Regions from separate parts of the Homo sapiens genome. Here all the other regions are linked to region 1. The links are chromatin loops, found by intact Hi-C in ENCODE. Cell type or tissue: HCT116. All regions are shown on one strand.

The links. Peaks named below come from ENCODE experiments on the same cell type or tissue, not always from the same donor. Only the 100,000 strongest peaks of a DNase experiment are listed, where the experiment ranks them.
Region 2: a loop joins it to region 1, with 15 times the contacts of the local background. A loop is called at or near these places in 109 of 110 quality-filtered maps.
Region 3: a loop joins it to region 1, with 23 times the contacts of the local background. A loop is called at or near these places in 14 of 110 quality-filtered maps.

What each region holds. Positions count from the first base shown.
Region 1 is chr11:2,416,344-2,424,343 of GRCh38, reverse strand. TRPM5 (transient receptor potential cation channel subfamily M member 5) reads left to right here. Exons shown (of 29, transcript NM_014555.4): 5 at 839-1,001; 6 at 1,294-1,424; 7 at 2,023-2,203; 8 at 3,146-3,312; 9 at 3,939-4,122; 10 at 5,753-5,817; 11 at 5,986-6,177; 12 at 6,515-6,617. The coding sequence starts at 1,308. Among named protein-coding and RNA genes, the nearest start is that of TSSC4, 20 kb to the right of the region's middle. In HCT116, CTCF peaks have their summits at 3,445 (motif pointing right) and 4,479 (motif pointing right); DNase peaks (open chromatin) are centred at 3,433 and 4,513; H3K27ac peaks cover 625 bases.
Region 2 is chr11:2,192,426-2,200,425 of GRCh38, reverse strand. No RefSeq gene overlaps it. Among named protein-coding and RNA genes, the nearest start is that of MIR4686, 23 kb to the right of the region's middle. In HCT116, CTCF peaks have their summits at 3,047 and 5,309 (motif pointing right); DNase peaks (open chromatin) are centred at 3,035 and 5,338.
Region 3 is chr11:2,162,138-2,170,137 of GRCh38, reverse strand. It overlaps TH (tyrosine hydroxylase), which reads left to right. Exons shown (of 13, transcript NM_000360.4): 2 at 267-488; 3 at 1,473-1,647; 4 at 1,959-2,047; 5 at 2,205-2,272; 6 at 2,653-2,703; 7 at 3,106-3,251; 8 at 3,370-3,505; 9 at 3,589-3,658; 10 at 4,080-4,136; 11 at 4,375-4,470; 12 at 4,773-4,906; 13 at 5,746-6,209. The coding sequence ends at 5,905. Among named protein-coding and RNA genes, the nearest start is that of INS-IGF2, 4.9 kb to the right of the region's middle. In HCT116, a CTCF peak has its summit at 3,869 (motif pointing left); a DNase peak (open chromatin) is centred at 3,865.

The DNA.
Region 1 (8,000 bases):
TCTGCCCCAAAGCCAGCCCCAGGGGTCCCAGGACACACTCCCTCTCATCTCTGAAGTTCCCCCCAACTCCTGTATCCCCTCCTGGGGTCACAGGTGGGCCCCTCTCTAGGAAATGAAGGTTTTTACAGAACGGTCCATTGTCTTCTCACAAAGGGCTTCTGTGGTGGACACAGCCCAGAGCGCCTGGGTACAAGGTGGGCACAGGAGAACCAAGGGACAGCCCTGTGGGATCAGGAGCTGCCAGGTAGCCCCAGGTCGGACAGGGTAGGGTGGCTGGGGGCCCACGGAGACCTCTGCCCAGCGGCCTGTGACCCGACGCGTGGTTCCAGGAGGGCAGACAGAGGAGCAGGTGCCCTCGGCCTGCCAGGGCTTGTCCTCAAGCACCAGCTTCCAATATTGAGTTTTCAGAGGAGCAATCGGAGGGAGGTGGGACCAAGCCAGACCGAGGTCAGCCAGGCTGGGGCTGGGCAGCTGACAGATGAGGCTGTGGGCAGGGGCGGAGCCAGGGCGCTGAGGGGCCAGTGCCGATCCTTGGATCCCTGCCACATAGAGAGGGGCTGAGATGCCCGACCTCACCGGGCAGCTGGGAGACATGAGCCCCATGAGGGTTGAGGGAATAGGGCTGAGGCGCACGCGGCCTCTTCTACCCCCGCTTGCTGATGTGGGAGCGCCACGGGAATAGCTCTGCTGCTGATGCTGTGTGGGCCGGGGCAAGGCCTCCTCTCTCTGTGTGTCCTGGGCCTCCTGGACCTCCTGGGCAAGGAAGGTGGTCTCTCGTCCACACCGCCTCCTGCACTTGAGCTGAGGGCACCTGTCTCACCTTTTCACCTCTACCCAGGTGCACCCAGGGTCTCCACATCCCTGTCCTGGGAGCGGGTGGGCTGTGTGGCCAGGGGACTGCAAGGCCTCTGCTGAGTCTTTCGGAGTTTCCAGGTCATCCCCACAAAAGGCCTCTGGAGAAATGTCTGCAGGTGTGGCCAACCTGAGGTGCCCTGAGTGGGGTGAGTAGAGGAACCAGGCGCTGACAGCGGAGCCCCACACATCCCATCCTCACCTGGGAAGGAGCTTGGTTGGGGCGGTGCTACAGCGAGTGTCGGAGCTGCAGGGGGTCGCTGGGCAGGGCCTGGCTGGAGAGAAGGTCCCTGGGGCAGAGATGCCTGGGGGCAGTCCCCAGGTCTCCTTGTGCATGTTGGCTGGAGAGGGGCTTCCCAGGGGAAAGCAGAGCCAGCCCCCTGAGGGGAGGGAGGTGGGGATGGGCCTTCTCAGCCCTCAAGGGCCAGGGTATCCCTGCAGCTCTAGAGGCCACCATGCAGGATGTCCAAGGCCCCCGTCCCGGAAGCCCCGGGGATGCTGAAGACCGGCGGGAGCTGGGCTTGCACAGGGGCGAGGTCAACTTTGGAGGGTCTGGGAAGAAGCGAGGCAAGGTAAGGGCAGGCCCCAGGCCTCAGGTGATGTCCGCCTTGACCTGGAACCCATGAGGCCCCATTTCCTTCCCTGGAAGCTGAGTGCCAGGGTCCTCCTCACCCCTGGGGTCTGCTCCCCTGGGGCCATATTCAGAGCCCCCAGACAGGCAGAGTTCCAGAGCTGGAAGGAGTGGCTCTGGCCGGCCTCCTACCTCCCTGCAATAACCGGGACCCCTGAAGTCCCCCCGAGAGATTTGGAGGTGCAAGGTCAAGTGCATCCAGGGCCCCACCTCTGTCCAGCGCCCTCGGCTCACTGAGGGGGATGCCAGCCCAGAGAGGGGTCAGGACTGCCCAGGTCACACAGCAGGTCAAGGGAGGACTGGCCCTGTCCCAGAAGGGATATTGGGGGCCACTCTCCTCCTGCTACCTGCCCCCAATGCCCAGCACCTCCCCGGTACCCCCTGTGTCCAGCCCCCTTGATGCCCAGCACCTCCCAGTGCCCAGTGTCCCCCCATGCTCAGCACCTCCCCAGTGCCCCCTTGTGTCCAGCCCCCCCCAATGCCCAGCAGCTCCCATGCCCCGTGCCCCGAAAGCCCTGAGCTGCAGACCTGCCTTGCAGTTTGTACGGGTGCCGAGCGGAGTGGCCCCGTCTGTGCTCTTTGACCTGCTGCTTGCTGAGTGGCACCTGCCGGCCCCCAACCTGGTGGTGTCCCTGGTGGGTGAGGAGCAGCCTTTCGCCATGAAGTCCTGGCTGCGGGATGTGCTGCGCAAGGGGCTGGTGAAGGCGGCTCAGAGCACAGGTGAGGCCCCACCCGGCACAGGCAGCGCTCCCACCCCACAGGGCAGCCCGACCCCCTGACTGTCCCCGCAACCCGGCACAGGCAGTGCTCCCACCCCACAGGGCAGCCAGACCCCCTGACTGTCCCCCCACCCGGCACAGGCAATGCTCCCACCCCACACGGCAGCCAGACCCCCTGACTCTCCAGGCCATCACGAGAACATTTCCCGAAACTCTCAGCCCGTCCTCTGCAGTACCCACAGGTGCAGCAGTGCCTACGTACTGGACCAGGACCTCCCCCAGCTGGGCCTGGCCCTTCCTTAGAGCTGCCCCCTCCACTAGCAGGGCCCATGGGCCGCCATGAGATGTCCCTGCTCCCACTCACCTGGGACCAGAGCACCCGGGTGTATACAGGGTGGGACCCCTTGGGGAAGCAGTCGGGCCGCCAGCTGCAGGGGCCAGAGTCCAATGGCTGGGCTGTTTTTTGAGGCAGCTTGGCCTATACAACACCCAGGAGAAAAGGACTTGAGGTTTCAGGATCCCTCACTAAATGACTGTGGCAAACCCAAAGAGATCTTCCAGCCAGACAAGGGCCGAGGGCTTTGTCATTTGGGAAAACATCCTGGGATTCTCACCCAGCAGAGGCAGCTGGACAGAGTTGTGTCGGATGTGTCCCGGAGGGAGCACGGTGGGGGGACTGGACCCCAGTTTGTGCGCTCCAGGTGGGGTGGGGGTGCCACTTCACAGGTTCTGGGCCCAGCCAGTTCTGCTGCTGAGCAGCCTTGGGTGGGTGCCTTGCCCTCTCTGGGCCTCGGCTTCCCCACCCCACCGTGAGGCATTCCCCAGCACCCACCCCTGGCTCCCAGGTAACTGGCTGCTGATTGGGCCTAGGGGTTAGGGCGTGGGGCCAGCTAGGGAAGACCTGGGGCGTGCGGCACAACGAGGCCCTCTTCCATCCCCACAGGAGCCTGGATCCTGACCAGTGCCCTCCGCGTGGGCCTGGCCAGGCATGTCGGGCAGGCCGTGCGCGACCACTCGCTGGCCAGCACGTCCACCAAGGTCCGTGTGGTTGCTGTCGGCATGGCCTCGCTGGGCCGCGTCCTGCACCGCCGCATTCTGGAGGAGGCCCAGGTGCACGTCCAGCTCCCAGCACCACGACCGCTGGGGGCCTGGAGGCAGGGGCTCAGAAGGGTTTGGGCAGCGGGCAGAGCTCTGGGAGGACAGGACTCGAGCTGGAGGAAGAGCAGGGAGCGGGCAGAGCCAGCACACGGCCGGCAGGTGGCAGTACCGCATAGGGAACGGCCAGCGTAGACTGTGGCGCGGGCCCTCACCCCCTCCTGTACCACACGGGCCCAGGCCCCGAGCCCTTTCCAAGCCTGGGCAAGCAGCTTCCGTCCCCCATGCTGGGGTCTGTCTAAGGCACTACCGAGGGAGGCCCGGGCAGCCCCTGGTGGATGTTTGGACGCCAGCCCTAGAGTCGGGAAGGAGGTGCTCCCGGCAGCCTGGGCTGTCTCCATGGTTCTGTCTAAAAGAACCCGCTCCCCACCGCCCCTGCCCCTGACTGTCGAAGGAGGGTCCCCGGGCCCCAGCTGTTCGTCCCTCCTTTTGTCTGAAGGGTGGGGAAACCAAGGCTCGGGCAGAAGCCTTGTGCGGGGCCCCATGGCGTGGTGTGCACGGCCTGGCAGGGAGGATCCCGCAGCGGGACCAGCCCAAGCTGCCTCTCGAGGGCTCAGCCTCGTCTCCCTGCATGGGCGCAGGAGGATTTTCCTGTCCACTACCCTGAGGATGACGGCGGCAGCCAGGGCCCCCTCTGTTCACTGGACAGCAACCTCTCCCACTTCATCCTGGTGGAGCCAGGCCCCCCGGGGAAGGGCGATGGGCTGACGGAGCTGCGGCTGAGGCTGGAGAAGCACATCTCGGAGCAGAGGGCGGGCTACGGGGGTGAGACCCGCCCCAGCCACCCAGGGAAGCCTTGGGACCCAGTGGGGATCCAGGGACCCGCCTGTGGGAGAGTGGGGGTGACCGCCAGGGAGAAGGGGGAGGGCTTCCCAGGCAGAACGCACCCCGCATGCCTGAGCACCGAGACCTGGGCCGTGGGGGCCTGGGCCGTGGGGGCCTGGGAGGAGGAGCTGTCTGGGCAGAGTGGTGAAGGAGGCACAGCTGGACAGAGTGGCTCTGACTGGACAGTGACATTCCCACCAGAGCAGGTGCAGTTCTGTTTTCACTGGGCCTTGCCGTGGTCAGAGGCTCCGGGACTCTAAGAGGCAAAATGAGATCGTGAGTTGAAAGAGGGCTACTTCCCGCCGCCAGGCGTGAGGTATGCTGCCGCCAGAGGGCAGCGTCACCCGAGAAATGGGCACCTCTGGCCAGTCGCACGTTCAAAAGCTGGACTTACTAAGAAAACGCTAGTGTGTAAATAATATTCATAAACAAAGCATATAATTATTTATAACATCTATGAACAATATACAATATTTAGAAACAGAATTGTAATTTCTTGGCAAGGCCAACTGAGCCCTCTGTTTTTTTTTTTTTTTTTTGAGGCAGAATCTCACTCTGTCCCCCATCCCCCAGGCTGGAGTGCAGGAGTGCAATCTCGGCTCACTGCAGCCTCCACCTCCCAGGTTCCAACAATTCTCCTGCCTCAGCCTCCCGGGTAGCTGGGATTATAGGCATGTGCCACCATGCCCGGCTCTTTTTTTTTTTTTTTTTTTCCCAGTAGAGACGGGGTTGCACCATGTTGGCCAGGCTGGTCTTGAACTCCTGATCTCAGGTGATCTGCCTGCTTTGGCCTCCCAAAGTGCTGGGATTACAGGCATGAGCCACTGTGCCCGGTCAACTGAGCACTCTTTAGAATTGAAAACACAAAGTCTCGTCAAACTCTAGGGACACAGGCGGAGGGTCTGGCTCTGCTCTGCGGAAGCCCTGCTGGCCCGGGCACCGTTTGGCCAGGCCTGATTTATCCTCCAGATTCAATCAGGAGGCACCTTTCAAAGTCAGGGGCCCGCCTGCGAGCCCAGTTCCCTGTGGGTGATTCTAAGGCACCTCCAGGCAGTTCACTCCCTCACAGAAGACAGGGGCAGGTCCAGGCCTCTCTGGGGGCTTCACATATAGACATCTCATTTCCAGCTTCTGTTTGGGGGAGAAACCTGAAGACTCCCTCCTGTACCTCTTCAGTTTGCTGAGTGGTCAGGCGCAGCCCACCCAGCAGAGCTCCCTCGATGGTCGAGATGCTGCCTCTGCCATGCTCAGCATGAGCGCGTGCAGTGTGGCAGTGCACCTGTAGGGCTGGGTGCTCCGTTTCTTCCACGTCACTTTGTGTTTTAACAGCCATATGCCAGCTGTTGCCACAAAGTGCGCGTGCTGGGTAGTGTAGGTTAGCATTGGAGCCCTCGGCCCTCATATGGCAGGGGCTGTAATAAGCAGCCTGTGTCACGTGGCCCAGACGAAGCCCACACTTTATTCGGAAGAGCCAGCTTTTGGCCAGAAAATGTGGTGGCCTGAGAGCCTGAGATCCGGGTGGTCACCCCAGGCGGAGGGTCCTCAGGCCTCACGGGTGCCCTGTCCACAGGCACTGGCAGCATCGAGATCCCTGTCCTCTGCTTGCTGGTCAATGGTGATCCCAACACCTTGGAGGTAGGGGCCTGGCTGAGGCCCCCTGGCTGGCCGAAGCCTTGTGGAGGGGTGCGGTGGGTTCTGGGCACCCCTGGGACAGGGCTGAAGGGATGGGGGCACCCCTGACACCTGCATCCAGATGTCGTCGGGCTAATCTGGGGTCCGCTCTCCCCTCCCTCCCCGTCTCAGAGGATCTCCAGGGCCGTGGAGCAGGCTGCCCCGTGGCTGATCCTGGTAGGCTCGGGGGGCATCGCCGATGTGCTTGCTGCCCTAGTGAACCAGCCCCACCTCCTGGTGCCCAAGGTGGCCGAGAAGCAGTTTAAGGAGAAGTTCCCCAGCAAGCATTTCTCTTGGGAGGACATCGTGCGCTGGACCAAGCTGGTATGTGCTGCCCCCTCCCCTGTCCTCCCGACCCCTCCTCCGGGGGTGGGGCTGGTCCTCTGGGAGAGTTCCTGCAATGCAGCCTCCAGCCCACTCCTCCCACCTCAGGCTGCTGGGCCCCCCACCCACTCTCGCTTCAGGCCCACAGGGAGCAGAGAGACCCAGGCAGCCCCTTGGTCTGCGGGTGGTCCCAGGCCGGGCCCGGTGGGCGGTGGGCATGCAGGCTGCAAGGCTCACCTGGGGACGCTGCCTGTGCCTACGCTGGTGTCTACCACGGCCTGCCTCTGCCCCCGTCCTGGCTGAGGCGGCCCCATGGGGGCTCTGTTCTGGTGCCCAGCTGCAGAACATCACCTCACACCAGCACCTGCTCACCGTGTATGACTTCGAGCAGGAGGGCTCCGAGGAGCTGGACACGGTCATCCTGAAGGCGCTGGTGAAAGGTGAGGGCGGGCAGGGTGGGCAAGGCAGGCGCCATTGGGGGGCTTCATGCTCAGAGCCGCTTTGGGGTTTGGCAGCCTGGCCAATGTTTGTGACGCTCGGCCGCCTGCCCCTTCCCAGGAAAGATGACACATGATTCATGAAGCTGTCTGTATTTGGCAAGTTTTATGACGTGTTTTTTACCACAACTTAAAACTATACTTAAAGCTCTCAATTCAGTGGTATTTTTTTGGTGGGGGGGTTGTTTTTTGTTTGTTTTGGTTTTCGGTTTTTTGAGACGGAGTCTCGCACTGTCGCCCAGGCTGGAGTGCAGTGCTGCGATCTCGGCTCACTGCAAGCTCCACCTCCCGAGTTGAAGTGATTCTCCTGCCTCAGCCTTCCAAGTAGCTGGGATTACAGGTGCACCCCACCATGCCCGGCTAATTTTGTTTTTGTATTTTTAGTAGAGACGGGGTTTCACCGTGTTAGCCAGGATGGTCTCGATCTCCTGACCTCGTGATCCGCCTGCCTCGGCCTCCCAAAGTGCTGAGGTTACAGGCGTGAGCCACCGCACTAGCCAATTCAGTGGTTTTTAGTATATTCGTGAGGTGGGGCGACCATCACTTTTATCTAATTCCAGAAGCCTTCATCGCCCCAGAAAGAGCCCATACCCCTTGGCACTCACTCCCCATTTCCCCCAGCCCCTGGGAACCATCGATCTGCTTCCTGTCTCTATAGATTTGCTGACGGGCATTTCGTGTCCATGGTTCCCTGCAGGCAGCGGGAGGGTTTGACGGTTCCTCCGTGTTGAAGCGTATGCCATTCCATGCTTCATTCCTTTTGTAAGGCGGAGTCAGGTTCCAGCCTGTGGACAGACCGTGGTTGATGCGTCTGTTCACCCGCTGATGGAAAATTTTGATGAGCATTTGATGTGCTTTTTGCTGGAGACGAACGCGTGCTGAAGGGCTGGACGCTGGCAGGCAGACACAGCCCCAGCAGGGAGAGGCACTGCTAAGCAGGGGCTGGGGACACCTTGAGGGGACGCTCTGGGAAGGGTGTCTGGACTGCGGGTGGCTCTGGGTTTAGAAACCTCACCAGGACAAGGAGGTCAAAGAAACCTCCCCGTTTAGGAACTCCCCCGCCTCTTCTCACCAGTCTCAGTTTGGTCCCAGTGGCCTGAGAGAGGCACCGTAGTCTTACGGGGTCCATGGTTGTGGAGGCTGAGGCTGGTGAGCCTCACGTGCGAGTCTGGTGAGGACAGCGGTTTCCAGCAGGCGCACCCAGCCCAGGTGCTGCAGGCCCCCCTTGAGTGACCCTGGTGACCTCACCAAGTCATGGCCAAATGCCCTTGCCCGTGGAGGAAACGTGGCCCAGCTTGCTCCCCCGACAACATCCAGGAAGGGTGT
Region 2 (8,000 bases), 220 kb after region 1:
GACGGGGAGCCAAGAAGCGGGTTCTCACCAGCAACCGCATCTGCTGGCCCCTTGATCTGGGCCGCCCAGACCCCAGAGCTATGGGAAATGAATGCGTAGGGTTTAAGCCCCCAGTCTGTGGCCCTTTGTTCTGGCTGCCTGAGTTGACTGAGCTCTCAGGATAGCGAGCGTCTTTAGTCCCGGAGGCCGCCCACCAGGGCAAGATTGTGCAGGCCACTGCTTTCTCTGCCCTGGCCTGTCCAGAGCCCTGGTCGTTCTGTGCCCGCTCCCTGTCCAGCCCCTGCCTCTGTCTTGCCCTCACCTCCACACCCTGTCTGTCCTGCTCAGCACAGGGGACATTTTCTCCAGGTGGAACGGCCATCCAGTGCTCACCGGTGTGCCCGGGTAGGTGCCAGGGTGGAGGATGGGCTGGGACACGGGTGGGGAGGGGGATCTGGCCTGCCTTAGGATGCAGACTTAGGCCTCTCGGAGGAGCCCCGGTCCTATCCAGCTCAGGAAGGGGGCTGCTGGGCTGAAACAAGCAACTGGGGAGTCTGGGGACCCAGAAACACCTTGGGGCTCTGGGCTCACACCCTGCTAGCTGCAGGGCTGGCCCCGTGAGCCATCAGAGGAGCCAACAGCGCACCTGCGCTGAACGCTGCACCATGAGCTGACCCCGGGCCCCTGCCACCCTGCCGGCCATACCACATTCAGAGTGGGGCAGCATGCAGTAGGCGCTTATAAAGGCCTCGGCCAGAGTGGCCCAGCAACAAGTCTGCAGCAGGGCAGTCATGGGATGGGCCCCAGCTGTGGCCTGGGGGTTCTGTCCAGGGCCCACTGCAGCAACGGGCTGCTCCTGGAGGTGGGGCATTCTCTGTGCTCAGCCTCAGAGGTCCCTGGTGGATGCCAGGTCACCTGACTGTCCAAAAGTTCCAGCAAAAGGGCCCCTGTCTTGGGAAGGCCCAGGCTGAGGAGGGGAGGATGGCCCGACCTTAGGGGACATAGTCAGAGACTATGCTTTCAAGCCTCCATGGCCTCCCTTGCACGGCAGAGAAGTGGGTATAGAAAGTATGGTCAGGGAGCCCAGTGGAGACGGAGCTGGCCAGCCAGGAAGGACCTAGGTATTCTGGGCAGGAGGGTGAGAAGGGCTCCCTCCTCCAGGCCTGCCCAGGCCGCCTCCTGCTCCAGGCTCCGCTAGCTGCCCCGGGCTCCGCTAGCTGCCCTGTTCCCCGCACCACCACGTCCCCTCACGCCTGCGGCAGGGAAACAGGAGATGCTGTGGTTTTGTGACGTCTGCCCTCATGTCCCCAGCTGGAGGCCCTCTGCGGGTCAGCCTGTCTGACTCTCACCCACTCCTGGTTGTCCCTGTCTGCAGGTGCTGGCTGTGCTGGACAAAGGGCTGTGCCTTGGCTGGCAGTCCTCTAGGCCATTGGTCTGTGGCTGTCTGTCTGTGGTGGTCAACCTGCCCAGGGCAGACAGTGAGCTATGCCAGCCAGGCCCTGGCTCCCACTGCTCAGCTCAGAAGGTCCGGGGCTAGGTATGTCTGTGAGGGCTGTGCTGTGCCGACTTCGGACACCCAGGCGCGAGACCCTGCAGGCACAGGTGACTTTTGGTGCTGGAACAGTTGTATTCCCAGCCAGTAGCCAGGCCTAGCGCTAGTTAAAGGAGGGATGCTGGCCCTGTGGAGGCGAGAGGCCCAGCACCAGGTGGCCTCGTCTTGCTGTCCACCAGAACTGGGACGACATGGGGCTGGGCTGGCCTGTGAATGACCACATGGCAGGCCCAGCTCCTAGTTCTGTGGAGCAGGGGCCACGACCCCTTCCCTGCCAGTGGCTGTGAGGACAGGATCCTGGAGGGGGAAGGGATGCACCCGACATCCCTGGGGTGGGTTTTGAGGAGGAGCCCTCCTGATCCCAGGTGAAGATACTGGCCAGGCCTGGTCCCTGGACAGCCCCTAGAAAGGTGCCGCCTGCCAGGTCTCTGGGTCCTTGAGGTGGGCTCAAGGCCACCTCAGCAGACGACTCATGCCATGTCCCCACCCCGACGTGCATGCCAAGTCCAGTGACTGTGGGGACTCCAGGGGCCCCCACTGGCCCCCTCCTCTGTCCCCTGAGCTGGGCTTTGCCCTGGGAGAAAGGAAGCAGCGAGGTCCTGAGTGGGATGGCACAGGGCACGTGGGGTGTGGGTGATGGAGGACGTTGAGCTGGGTGGGGAGGGGTGGGGCATGTGTGCGGCCTGGCCATGTGGATCCTCCCAGGGGAGCTGAAGCCCAGGGGCCAAGATGCCCCGGCAGTTGGTGCCTGGTTAGGGAGCTGGGGTTGCGGACCGGCCCCCGTTTGTCACTTGCTGGCCTCTCCCCTGCTACCCTGCAGGCTGGGCTGTGGTGCCACACGGTGGTCTCTTTCTGGGCTGGGGTGTGATTCTTTCCTTTCTCCTGTGGTGTAAGAGTGCACAGCTGTGCAGGAGGCCGCCGAGGGCGTGTGTGTGACTGTGTGTGCTGCGCGTAGGGCCGTGTGTGCTGGCATCTGCGCACGCGTGTTTGCAGGGCCCGCAAGTGTGTGTGTGCATGTGTGGTGTGTGGCATGCGACGTGCCTGTAGAGAAAGTGTGTCTGGGGGCCCCACGTCCTCAGGCCTGGCGCCCATTGACCCCCGTTAAGCCCAAGCCCCATGGCTAGATTGTAGGCGGGACTGAGTTGCTTCGGAGACCTCTGCACTCGACTGTGGGAGTCTTATGGGGGCCTCCTGGGACGTGAGCAACCCCTGCCCTGCCTGGCAGTGTCAGCACCTCGGGCGGCCCACGCCTGGCCCCGCCACCCTTCCCCTGCCCCACTCCTGTGGCAGTCACGGTTGAGCCGCACCTCCTGCGGTCCTGTCCCTCCCTCGGGGTCCTGGGGACCAGCCTGGTTCCCTGAGAGCAATCTGATGGAGACCCCCTGAGTCCCACCCCAGCTCCCCTTTCCTGACCCCTTCCCAGCCCCTCTCCTCCTTGAGGAACCAGCACCCTCCTCCTGCAGCCCGGCCACCTGGACATGGGACGAGGGCCCCACCGTGTGGCCACCTGGACACCCTGCAGGGCGGCTCCTCGGCCTGACTTCTGCCTTCAGCACCCAGGGCTCCTCCTCCTCTCCGACTGTACATGTGAGATGGGAGACAGAGACACGGGGACGGGGACACAGAGACAGGGAGACAGAGATGCAGAGAGATGGAGGCGGGGAGACAGAGACGCAGAGAGACAGAGACAGAGAGACAGGGAGACAGAGACACAGAGAGACAGAGATGAGGAGACAGAGGCGCAGAGACAGGGACACAGAGATGGGGAGACAGAGATGCAGAGAGACAGAAGAGAGATGGAGGTGGGGAGACAGAGATGCAGAGATGGAGACAGAGACAGGGAGACAGAGACACAGAGAGACAAAGACAGGGAGACAGAGACACAGAGAGACAGAGAGATGGAGAAGGGGAGACAGAGACATAGAGATGAAGACAGAGATGAGGAGACAGAGACACAGAGACAAGGACACAGAGATGGGGAGACAGAGATGCAGAGAGACAGAAGAGAGATGGAGGCGGGGAGACAGAGACACAGAGATGGAGACAGAGAGACAGAAACAGAGAGACAGGGAGACAGAGACACAGAGAGACAGAGGGATGGAGACGGGGAGACAGAGACGCGGAGACGAAGACAGAGATGAGGAGACAGAGACGCAGGGAGACAGAAGAGAGATGGAGGCGGGGAGACAGAGATGCAGAGATGGAGACAGAGACGGGGAGACAGAGACACAGGGAGACAAAGACAGAGAGACAGGGAGACAGAGGGAAGGAGACGGGGAGACAGAGGCACAGAGATGAAGACAGAGACAAGCAGACGGAGATGCAGAGACAGGGACACAGACACGGGGAGATAGACAGACAGAAACAGAGAGACGGGGGAACAGAGACGCAGAGACAGGGAGACACAGATGGGGAGACAGAGATGCAGAAATGGAGAAAGAGATGGAGATACAAAGACAGAATTAGAGAGAGACAGAGATGGGAAGAGAAACAGAGACAGAGACAGAAGCAGAGAAATAGAGACGCAAAGATAGAGACAGATGGGGAAGAGACAGATAGAGATGGAGACAGACAGACAGAGACACAGATAGAGATAGACAGAGATGGGGAGAGAGGCAGGTAGAGACAGAGGCAAACAGAGAAACAGAGACTGATGAGGCCACACACCCATCCTTCTGTTCACCTCAAACCCTCTACCCCTCTCCCTGCTACAGATGGAGACCCCCATGACCTGTGTGGTCCAGAACCCAGGTCTTCACCTCCCCCCAGTGTTCCTGGGCCCACCGGTTTCTCGAGGATAATAGTGAGCATGGCGGTGGCTGGAGCCCAGAGCCAGCTGGGCCACAGCACAGCCCAGGGACGGCCCACCCTCTACCAGGCCAGATTCAGCCCCCTGATGCCAAGACCCCAGATCCAGCCCAGGCCCAAGCTGACCCCTGCCACATCTGCCCCTGTGAGTGGTGCCCACGAGATCTGATGCCCTGACTCACAGGCAGGGGTGGGCACCGGCCCCCCATCTTGGCAGGCCAGGACGCCCTCCTCCCAAGATGCCTCTTCCTCAAGGAGGTGGAAGCAGCCTGGCTCCCCTAGTCTGAAGGCCTGGGCCCCGCTGCCACTCACTGTCCACAGGCTTCCGTTTTCCCACCTGTGGAATGGGGGTGATGGAAATACAGCCCCAGGGCGTCGTGGTGCTGCACAAATTTGCGAGGCCACCAGTGCCCTGCAAAGCTGGGGGGTGCCCCATTGCGAATACCTCAGCGCAACCCTCCCCGGGGGCGGGAAGCGGGGAGCAGCCTTGCTCAGGGCTGGGGTCTGAACTTGGAGCCGCGTGGCCCCCCAGAACAAGCCAGGGCCTGACTGCATGAGTGCTCACTGCATGGCCGGTTTGCTAAGGGTGGGCTGGCCAATTCAGAAGGGAGGAAAGAGCCCTTGGTGGGAGTCAGTGAGGGGCAGAGGTCCTCTCAGGCCTCCAGAGACCTTTCGAGAAGCCCCCTGCTCCTACCTGGGTGTCTGGGAGCTGTGTGGAAGTGTCCCTAGAAAATTCTACCCCTGACTGACCATGTCAGGGACTTGGGGAGCCCAGAGGCATCTGGGAAATTGGGGCCCATGGGCACCCACCTTCAGTGCACCCGATGCCAGCTGGCCCGGGGGCCCCTGAGGTGCCCACAAATGTCCCCACAGACTGCCCTGTCAGGTTTGCCTGCCAGGCCCCTCCCCGGGCAGGGAGGGGGCTTTGTGGACCCCCAGCCTCTTTCCGGCACAGGCGGCCGGGAGCGAGGTTATGCCGCAGATGGCCGCAAGGGGGTGCCAGCCTCAGGGAACACCAGGGAAGGGGCTGGGCCTCAGTCTGCAAGGACAGAGATGGCCCAGCATGCCTGCCACCTGCCACCCACCAAGAAGTGTGCACCCCAGGCAGCAAGAGAGAGGATGACAGCTGCAGAGAAGAGGAGCGGTGGCCAGCGGAGCTTAGCTGGGGCATGGGCTTGAGTGTGGCTGCAGCCATCCCCATCCACGGAGCTAGAGGGTGTGGACAAGTGGGAGTGGGGCAGGCGCCGGAGCCCCTGGGAGCAAGCATGCTGGAGGGTCCCTGGGGTGAGCTCAGGGTGCAGGGGCCAGGGAAGCTGCAGGACCCAGGACCCCACCCCATCCATATCCCAGATCAACATGATCCAGGGAGAAACATACTTGCAACTTCTCAGCCCACAGATGCACGCAGTCACATACAAACGCACACACACTCAGCCCATCTGCAGCAAACTCACGTCCATGCCCTGCAGAAGCACCCGTGCACACCATGGAGACCCTTGTGCCCAGGAAGGGCGCACAGCCTGCTCAGGTTTGTCCCTGTCCCTGCAGGCAGGTCCCAGATCCAGCTGGGCGGCAGGACCAGGACCCAACGCCTCCCCATCTGCTGTCCCCTCCCTCCCTGTCCCCGCTTGCAGCCACCATCACCGCTCTCAGCAGGCTAAGCTGGCCTTCACAGGTGGCCTGGTCTTCCATTGACCCTCGGCATGCACACACGGGTGCACACAGGGCCAGGTTCACACACTCTGACTCTCACATGTGTGCACACAGGGCCGGGCTCACACACTCTGACTCTCACATGTGTGCACACAGGGCCGGGCTCACACACTCTGACTCTCACATGTGTGCACACAGGGCCGGGCTCACACACTCTGACTCTCACATGTGTGCACACAGGGCCAGGTTCACACACTCTGACTCTCACATGTGTGCACACAGGGCCGGGCTCACACACTCTGACTCTCACATGTGTGTGCACACAGGGCCGGGCTCACACGCTCTGACTCTCCCATGTGTGCGCACAAATCGCAGCTGTTTCAACACCAGCACTACTCTGATAAGTCCCCGGGCACAGGCCCCAGCTCCCCACCCCCCGGGTTTGGAGTCTGGGGTCTTGAGGGAGAAGAACGTGGGGCCGAGGGTACAGAGGGCTAGGCCTCGAGTATGGGGTTTCAGGTGGGGTGTCCCTGTGGGTGGATTCCCAGGGGCCTGCCCTCCATGGGGTTCATAGCAGCCCCCAGCGAGGGTGGACCGGACAGTAAACAGGAGCTTCCCTGCAGGCCTGTAGCTGAGGCCCTTCCAAGAACAAGGGTGGGGCTGGGCCCCTGCTGGGCACTGTGCCGAGCTCCCGCCCCGTGCTCCACCCTGTACTCCCTGCTCCAGGCCGGCCCGATGGTGCCTCCATTCCTGCCCCTGCTTTTCCCCTCCCTGTGTCCACTTGGGCCCCTGCTGCCCTCATGGACGGTCTCTCCTTAATTGACCCCCAGCCCGCATCCTGACAGAGCTGTGCCTTCCTCGGTCTCCCCGCTGCTGAGGACAGCACACGGCACACCCTGCCCCTGCCTGGAGCCTCTGCCTACCTCCCAGTGGAGCGGAGCAATGGTGTCACCTGTCACAGTGACACAGACCAGGGCCACTGTGTCGCAGAGCAGAGCAGCTCAGCGGTGCCCGCAGGCAAGGTCAGGATGCACATCCTGGGAGAGAACATCTTGTGCCACAGCCAGCAGGACCGTCTGGGGCTGGTGCACCCACCAGGCCCTGTGACGCCACTGTATCTGCCTGAGCCATCATTGCACCCTGTCACTCCGCTGATTCCCACCGTAGCCCACGGGGTTGGTATAAGGACACATGCCACCCAGGTGGGGACACTGAGGCCCACCGGAGAGTGGCCAAATGAGGCCTCGAGCCTGGGCCTCCTCTTTTTTTTGAGGAGACGGAGTCTCACTCTGTGGCCCAGGCTGGAGTGCGGTGGCACAATCTCGGCTCACTGCAAACTCTGACTCCCTGGTTCAAGCTATTCTCCTGCCTCAGCCTCCTGAGTGGCCGGGATTACAGGCATGCGCCACCAAGCTGGGCCTCGTTTTTACACAGCAACCTCCCCAGGGCCAACCCTGTTCTGGCCTCTGAGCTGCCCCCAGGCAGCCTCTCTCCTGTTTACCTAGACACTGTCAGACCCTGCACCAGTGCCTGATGCCCAGGACAACACTGGCCCCTCAGTGGGCAGGGCTGTAGCCAGCCTTACCCCTGGAAACAGGGGAGAAAGGGAGGGAGGGGGGCCCACATGCAGTGGTCGGCCGCTGTGCACCCCCCTGCAGAGTCAGCTCAAGACACCGGGCTCTGCCTTCTGGGGTTCCCAAGGCTGCTCCCCTGAAGAAGACTGCTCAGTCCCAGCTGCCCCAGACCAGGCCCTTGGTGGGGGGTCCCTGAGCCTCCACTCCCTCCGGGAATGGCTGATCCTCCTTGGAGCCGAGTTTTTGTGCTGTGGGGAGAGCACCCAACCATGGGGGGCACCCTGGTAGCTCACGACATGGACCCCTGCCCACGGGCATGCCCTCGGCCAGCCTGGAGACAGCTGCTCTATTGACTGCCGGGCCAGGAGTGTCCCAGGTTAAGCCAACAAGCCCCCGCTTTCTGAGAGAAAAATCACCTCCTTTGGGTGTGGAAT
Region 3 (8,000 bases), 250 kb after region 1:
GGAGCAGGCGAGCACCTTCCCAGCCCCCACTCCTCCCCCACCACCACTGCTTCTGACTGGGCTGCCCCCATCGGGAAGGGCGTGCAATGCCCGCAGGCACCTCGGCTAGCATCTGCCCCAGCAGGCACACAGTAGGCGCTCAAAAACGTGCTCTCATCCCCTGCCTCTGTGTGCCATCAGCGCTGCCCGACTGTGGGACCAGCTGTGGGTGGAGGTCCCCGGGTCTCAGCAGGTGGAGGAGGCATGGGTGCCCCTTGTCCCCACAGTCCCCGCGGTTCATTGGGCGCAGGCAGAGCCTCATCGAGGACGCCCGCAAGGAGCGGGAGGCGGCGGTGGCAGCAGCGGCCGCTGCAGTCCCCTCGGAGCCCGGGGACCCCCTGGAGGCTGTGGCCTTTGAGGAGAAGGAGGGGAAGGCCGTGCTAAACCTGCTCTTCTCCCCGAGGGCCACCAAGCCCTCGGCGCTGTCCCGAGCTGTGAAGGTGTTTGAGGTGAGCTGGTGGCCTTCGTGTCCCTGGGGCAAGTTCACCTGTGGGTGGGGCTGTGTGGGCTGAGTTCCTGACCCCTCTATAGCAGAGGTGCAGCTGCCCAGGCCCCCGAGGCCGGCACAGGATGCAGCAGGGGAGTCTCAGGCCTCAGCTCAGCCCCCATGGCATCTAGCCACACCCCCGTGTTTTTGAGGGATCCTGAGCCCACCCCTAGGGCTGAGGCTACCAAGCCCCACTGTGCCTCTTGCCTTGCCCATCCCCTGGATCCCCCTCACCCACCATTTCCCACGTGGGGGGCTCCCAGCAGGGCAGCACAAGAGGCAGGGGCAGGGCAGTGTGCCCTCTCCCACCCACCCAGCACAGTGGCTCAGGTGACCACTGATTGCATTAGTCACTCCGGCCCCACTGTGCCCCGGGAGGCAGGTGACCCAGCTCCCGGAAGAAGCTCCCAAATGACATTAAAGCCAGACTCCCCGCCCCCCAGCTCCCAGAGCCAGTTTTGTGGCCCGAGGGCCACTGCGACCCACCGCCCTTGTTGCTAGGCAACAGGAGGTGGGGGTGGAGCGGACCCTTCTGGCCAGTGTCCTGGACGCTCAGGGGCCAGTGAGACTCAGGGCCCATCCTACAAACCTGGATGAGGCCACCAGGGTTGGGGGCACCTTCTGACCAGTGGCTGAGGAGCCGGACTGTGTGGCATGGCCTTGGGACACACACACCGAGCCGCCCAGAACCAGGTTAAGCCTCAAGCGGTGACAACTCCTGGTTAGGCACGTAACACAAAATCCAACTTGCCAGTGGCAAACCCTGGCCTGGTGGCCGACAGCTGACCTGAGCCTGGAAGAACGGGATCTGTGTGCTGCTAGCACAAAAGTCAAGGGCAGGGCCTGGCCAGCCAGCCAGATGTGCCTCCTCCCCGCCCACCCCACCCTCTCTCTCCATCTCTGTCTCTTTCTCCTTCTCTCTCTCTTCCTGCTTTTGCTCCCTAAGACGTTTGAAGCCAAAATCCACCATCTAGAGACCCGGCCCGCCCAGAGGCCGCGAGCTGGGGGCCCCCACCTGGAGTACTTCGTGCGCCTCGAGGTGCGCCGAGGGGACCTGGCCGCCCTGCTCAGTGGTGTGCGCCAGGTGTCAGAGGACGTGCGCAGCCCCGCGGGGCCCAAGGGTGAGGCGGTTTTCTGTCCTTGAGGGCCACCAAATGACCTTGAGAGGCTGGGGTGCAGGGGCTCCTGCAGGGGGACCCTACAGTGACCACGTGGTGGTGGCCTGGTTCCCTCTCTGCGGGCTCCACTCCGCACCCCGTTTTGCTACACATCCGTGTCCGGGCCTGGGGCCACTCCAGGATCCCCCCGCAGCTCTCACAGCCCCGGCTGCCTCTGCCCCCCGGAAGTCTTGTAGGGGAGGCTGCTTCAAGGTGGGTGACACAGCCCCACGGCTCCGAGCTCACCAAGATCTCTTCCTCCATCACCCATAAAGTCCCCTGGTTCCCAAGAAAAGTGTCAGAGCTGGACAAGTGTCATCACCTGGTCACCAAGTTCGACCCTGACCTGGACTTGGACCACCCGGTGAGTGGTGCGCCCCTCACTCAGGCCTCCTGCCCCTGATCACATCCCCTACCCTTAGCCCAACCCTGGACAGGAGTCTGTCGGCTCCAGGAGCCTCCGTGGCCTGTGCCCCCACCCCAGCACAGCCTCCTGACCCGTGCATCCCCTCTGCCCTCAGGGCTTCTCGGACCAGGTGTACCGCCAGCGCAGGAAGCTGATTGCTGAGATCGCCTTCCAGTACAGGCAGTGAGGGGCCCCTGCGCTCGGGACCCAGACTCCGTCCTGCAGGCTGACGCTGGACCTGGGGGGTGGGAGGGAAGGACAAAGGGGAGGACCCATCTTGTCACCAGCATCAGTGCCTCCTGCCAGGCAGCTCTGCTCCAGGGCTTTCCATGTCCCCAAATCCCAGTGGGGAAACTGAGGCCCAGGGGGGCTAGAGCAACCTGCCGAGGCCACATAGCCGGCTCACGGCACAGTCAGCTGGGGTGCACCCTCCTGTCCATCCTCCAACCCAAAGGCCTCGCTGCACTAGGCGGGTGTGGACCTGTGCCCAGTGAAGCTCCCTCCCTCCCTCCTGCCCTTCTCACTCCCCGAGGGGACCTGCTGACCACTGGCCCCCTCCCCAGCGGCGACCCGATTCCCCGTGTGGAGTACACCGCCGAGGAGATTGCCACCTGGTGAGACCTCCGTGCAGCTAGGGGCTGGGGAGGAGCCCGGGGGATGCCTCCTGGAATCCTGGCGTGTGAGGGCCGCCTCCAGGGACCTTGGCACAACAGGAGAGACTAAGGCCGGGAAGAAGAGGGACTTGCAGGGCTCAGAATGTTGGGTTGGGAGGAAGAGGCTACCCATCCTGTCGGGCCATCCCCAGTGTGCTGAGGGACCGCCCCTCATGGCCCCCTATCCCCTGGGATTCCCTAAAGCCACCAGCAAAAGCCCCTCCCGGGGGCCTGGGTCTTCAGGGGTCCCCAAGAGGCCTGCGTTGGTAGGGGCTCAGGCAGGCAGAGGCACCCACAGTTCAGGAGGGGGGTTTCGGGCACTGGGGTGGGGCATTAGAGGGCCCTGAGCCTGGCTGCCCGCAGGAAGGAGGTCTACACCACGCTGAAGGGCCTCTACGCCACGCACGCCTGCGGGGAGCACCTGGAGGCCTTTGCTTTGCTGGAGCGCTTCAGCGGCTACCGGGAAGACAATATCCCCCAGCTGGAGGACGTCTCCCGCTTCCTGAAGGGTGTGCCCAGACGGGAGGGGCGCAGAGCCGGGGGGCCGGGGATGGTCAGCCAAGCGCCCCACCCCAGCGCGGCTCCAGCCCGTCCCGGCTCGGCAGTGACCCGCGTGGCCCCTTGCAGAGCGCACGGGCTTCCAGCTGCGGCCTGTGGCCGGCCTGCTGTCCGCCCGGGACTTCCTGGCCAGCCTGGCCTTCCGCGTGTTCCAGTGCACCCAGTATATCCGCCACGCGTCCTCGCCCATGCACTCCCCTGAGCCGTGAGTGCGCGCCCTGGCCGCCAGCCCGAGGGTGGGGGGTGCGACGGGCGGCCCCTCAGCCCCCTTCTCCCTCCTACGCGCAGGGACTGCTGCCACGAGCTGCTGGGGCACGTGCCCATGCTGGCCGACCGCACCTTCGCGCAGTTCTCGCAGGTACGCCGCGGCCTCGGAGGGAGCCGGGGTCACCCAGGGGCTGGCTTGGCGCCGGGGGCGGGCGGGGATCGATGTGCGGGTGGGTGAAGTGTGCTGCCTGCTCCCGGGCCCCGCCAAGGAGGCTCGGCGCCCCGAGGGTCGCGCGGCATAGGGCGGGGCTGGAGCGGAGCCTCCCACGGCCTGTGCTGCCACCTGCCGGCTACCTGGGAACGGCGCCCACGGGCTTAGGAATGTGGTCAAGGAGGGCTGCCTGGAGGAGGAGGCCCGGTGGAGGTGCGGATCCTGGGCGGCCAGGGAAGGTCTCTGCCGCCAGGGAAGTGTCCCAGAGACCCCTGGAGGGGCTGCTGACACCCCCGGTGCCCCCACCTCGAGCATGACCCAGGGCTGCCTCTCCCCATCCTTCATCCTCCCTGCTCCACAGGACATTGGCCTGGCGTCCCTGGGGGCCTCGGATGAGGAAATTGAGAAGCTGTCCACGGTGGGTTGACCCCTCCCTGCAGGGCCTGGGGTGTGGGTTTGGGGGTCTGAATCCAGGCCTCACCCTCTTGCCGTCCAGGCTGAGGCCTCTCCTTCCACCCACGAATTGTGACCCTCACCCTGGCCTGCCTGCATCCTGGCCTGGCCTCCCTGGGGGTGGTATCCTGGTCACGGGTGACCAGGGGCTGCCCGGTGGGCGGCAGCTGTCTCTGGGCTGATGCTGCCCGGCTTCCCCGCAGCTGTACTGGTTCACGGTGGAGTTCGGGCTGTGTAAGCAGAACGGGGAGGTGAAGGCCTATGGTGCCGGGCTGCTGTCCTCCTACGGGGAGCTCCTGGTGAGAGTCTCTCCTTGCTGCAGCCCCCAGCAGAGGGGCAGGGCTGGGGGACGGTGCAGGGAGGGGACAGGCTCCCAGTGGGAGGAAACTGAGGCCTGGACCTCCAGGACTCAGGCTCTGTTTGGGAGAAGGCTTGTCTCTGCCCAGTCCTCACCCCACATTATCCCAGGCCTCCGAAGGCCCGGCGGGGGAGATGGGGGTGACTCTACCCAAGGAACCCACCCAGCGTCAGGCCACGGTGCCCCAGTTCCCTCGGGGACCTGGGTGCAGTGGAGTCAGTGATGCCATTGGCCTCCTGCCAGCACTGCCTGTCTGAGGAGCCTGAGATTCGGGCCTTCGACCCTGAGGCTGCGGCCGTGCAGCCCTACCAAGACCAGACGTACCAGTCAGTCTACTTCGTGTCTGAGAGCTTCAGTGACGCCAAGGACAAGCTCAGGTGGGCTAGGCTGCTAGGGCAAGCCCCCCATGGTGCCCCCAAACTGGGCCAGCCAGGCCTTCCTTCTGGCCTTGAGCAGGGCTGGACCTGTGAGCCCAGGTCACAGATGAGAAAACCGACCCCTGGTTGCAGCAGCCCCCACACAGCAGGGACACCATCCGTGAGAAGGACCCCAGCGTCTGGGGAGGGGCAGACCTACAGGACTGGGGGCTGCTGGGTGGCCGGGTCAAGGCCAGTCTTGGAGGTGCTGACAGAGCCTGAGCTTTGTGAGGACGTCCTGTGGAACCTGTCCCGGCCCCCTGCCCTGGGATGGGGAGAAGTCAGGGGGATAGACAGAGTCAAGGTGGGGGACAGGGCGGGAGTGGGGTCCCCAGGGCTGGGGGCCTTTGGTGCAGTGACCAGAGTGTCAGGAGAGGGGAGCAAAGCCCTCTAGCCTCATCCTCATAAAAGGTCTCATCATTTTCCCTCCAGCCTCTTATGCACTGGGGAAACTGAGGCCAGGGGCTATGTGTCCAGCGGACAGGGGTGCTGAATTCCACCCACAGGCTTAGGGATATGGTCAAGGAAAGCTTCCTGGAGGAGGCCCAGTGGAGGTTCAGGGAGGGATGGGGTGCCCGGCAGTCTCTAGTGGAAAAGGCGCCTAGCCTATCTCCCCCATGAACCCCCTCACCCAGCCCTGGAAGAGGCCTCAGTGTCCCGCCTGTGACCAGTTGGCTCAGAAAAGCCCTGGGAGCTCTGAGCCACTGTGAAGGTGGAAACGCGGCCCCTGGCCTCCCCTCTCCTGGAGGCTGCAGACTCTGCCCGCCAGTTGACGAGGGCTCTGCCGCTCTCCTCCCCAGGAGCTATGCCTCACGCATCCAGCGCCCCTTCTCCGTGAAGTTCGACCCGTACACGCTGGCCATCGACGTGCTGGACAGCCCCCAGGCCGTGCGGCGCTCCCTGGAGGGTGTCCAGGATGAGCTGGACACCCTTGCCCATGCGCTGAGTGCCATTGGCTAGGTGCACGGCGTCCCTGAGGGCCCTTCCCAACCTCCCCTGGTCCTGCACTGTCCCGGAGCTCAGGCCCTGGTGAGGGGCTGGGTCCCGGGTGCCCCCCATGCCCTCCCTGCTGCCAGGCTCCCACTGCCCCTGCACCTGCTTCTCAGCGCAACAGCTGTGTGTGCCCGTGGTGAGGTTGTGCTGCCTGTGGTGAGGTCCTGTCCTGGCTCCCAGGGTCCTGGGGGCTGCTGCACTGCCCTCCGCCCTTCCCTGACACTGTCTGCTGCCCCAATCACCGTCACAATAAAAGAAACTGTGGTCTCTACACCTGCCTGGCCCCACATCTGTGCCACAGAGACAGACCCTGGGATCCTCAGACTCCCACACCCCCACCCCAGCCTCACTCAGAGGTTTCGCCCTGGCCTCCTTCCTCCTCTGGGAGATGGCTGGCCGCCCTGGCCAGGCAGCTGGCCCCTCCGGGCCTGGTTTCCCCGCTCACCCTGAGGCCCCGCCCAGCTCTGAGCCCCAAGCAGCTCCAGAGGCTCGGGCACCCTGGCCGAGCTGCCCCATCTCCGTGGGGTGCCCTCCCAAGGTGGGGAGCCACGTGACAGTGGGAGGGCCTCTCTCAGGCCTGGCAGGGAGCAGGGGTCACAAACTGTGCTGGCTGGGGGTGGTCTCAGAGGTGGGCCTGCAGGCCTAACCCTCCCTGCTGACAGGGCTCCCAGCCCTTGAGAGAAACAGGGATGGAGGAACAGCTGCCCTGATGCCCTCACCCACCCGGAGCAGGCCCTGCGAACCAAGGGGAACCTCAGTGTGGCCCCCAGCATGTGTGCTGATGGGGAGGGTCTGGCTGAGCTGGTGCCCAGGCAGATGGTCTGGGCCTGTCTCCCCAGCGAGGCAGGATGGGGGCTGGATTTCAGACTCTGTAAGATGCCCCTGGCTTACTCGAGGGGCCTGGACATTGCCCTCCAGAGAGAGCACCCAACACCCTCCAGGCTTGACCGGCCAGGGTGTCCCCTTCCTACCTTGGAGAGAGCAGCCCCAGGGCATCCTGCAGGGGGTGCTGGGACACCAGCTGGCCTTCAAGGTCTCTGCCTCCCTCCAGCCACCCCACTACACGCTGCTGGGATCCTGGATCTCAGCTCCCCGGCCGACAACACTGGCAAACTCCTACTCATCCACGAAGGCCCTCCTGGGCATGGTGGTCCTTCCCAGCCTGGCAGTCTGTTCCTCACACACCTTGTTAGTGCCCAGCCCCTGAGGTTGCAGCTGGGGGTGTCTCTGAAGGGCTGTGAGCCCCCAGGAAGCCCTGGGGAAGTGCCTGCCTTGCCTCCCCCCGGCCCTGCCAGCGCCTGGCTCTGCCCTCCTACCTGGGCTCCCCCCATCCAGCCTCCCTCCCTACACACTCCTCTCAAGGAGGCACCCATGTCCTCTCCAGCTGCCGGGCCTCAGAGCACTGTGGCGTCCTGGGGCAGCCACCGCATGTCCTGCTGTGGCATGGCTCAGGGTGGAAAGGGCGGAAGGGAGGGGTCCTGCAGATAGCTGGTGCCCACTACCAAACCCGCTCGGGGCAGGAGAGCCAAAGGCTGGGTGTGTGCAGAGCGGCCCCGAGAGGTTCCGAGGCTGAGGCCAGGGTGGGACATAGGGATGCGAGGGGCCGGGGCACAGGATACTCCAACCTGCCTGCCCCCATGGTCTCATCCTCCTGCTTCTGGGACCTCCTGATCCTGCCCCTGGTGCTAAGAGGCAGGTAGGGGCTGCAGGCAGCAGGGCTCGGAGCCCATGCCCCCTCACCATGGGTCAGGCTGGACCTCCAGGTGCCTGTTCTGGGGAGCTGGGAGGGCCGGAGGGGTGTACCCCAGGGGCTCAGCCCAGATGACACTATGGGGGTGATGGTGTCATGGGACCTGGCCAGGAGAGGGGAGATGGGCTCCCAGAAGAGGAGTGGGGGCTGAGAGGGTGCCTGGGGGGCCAGGACGGAGCTGGGCCAGTGCACAGCTTCCCACACCTGCCCACCCCCAGAGTCCTGCCGCCACCCCCAGATCACACGGAAGATGAGGTCCGAGTGGCCTGCTGAGGACTTGCTGCTTGTCCCCAGGTCCCCAGGTCATGCCCT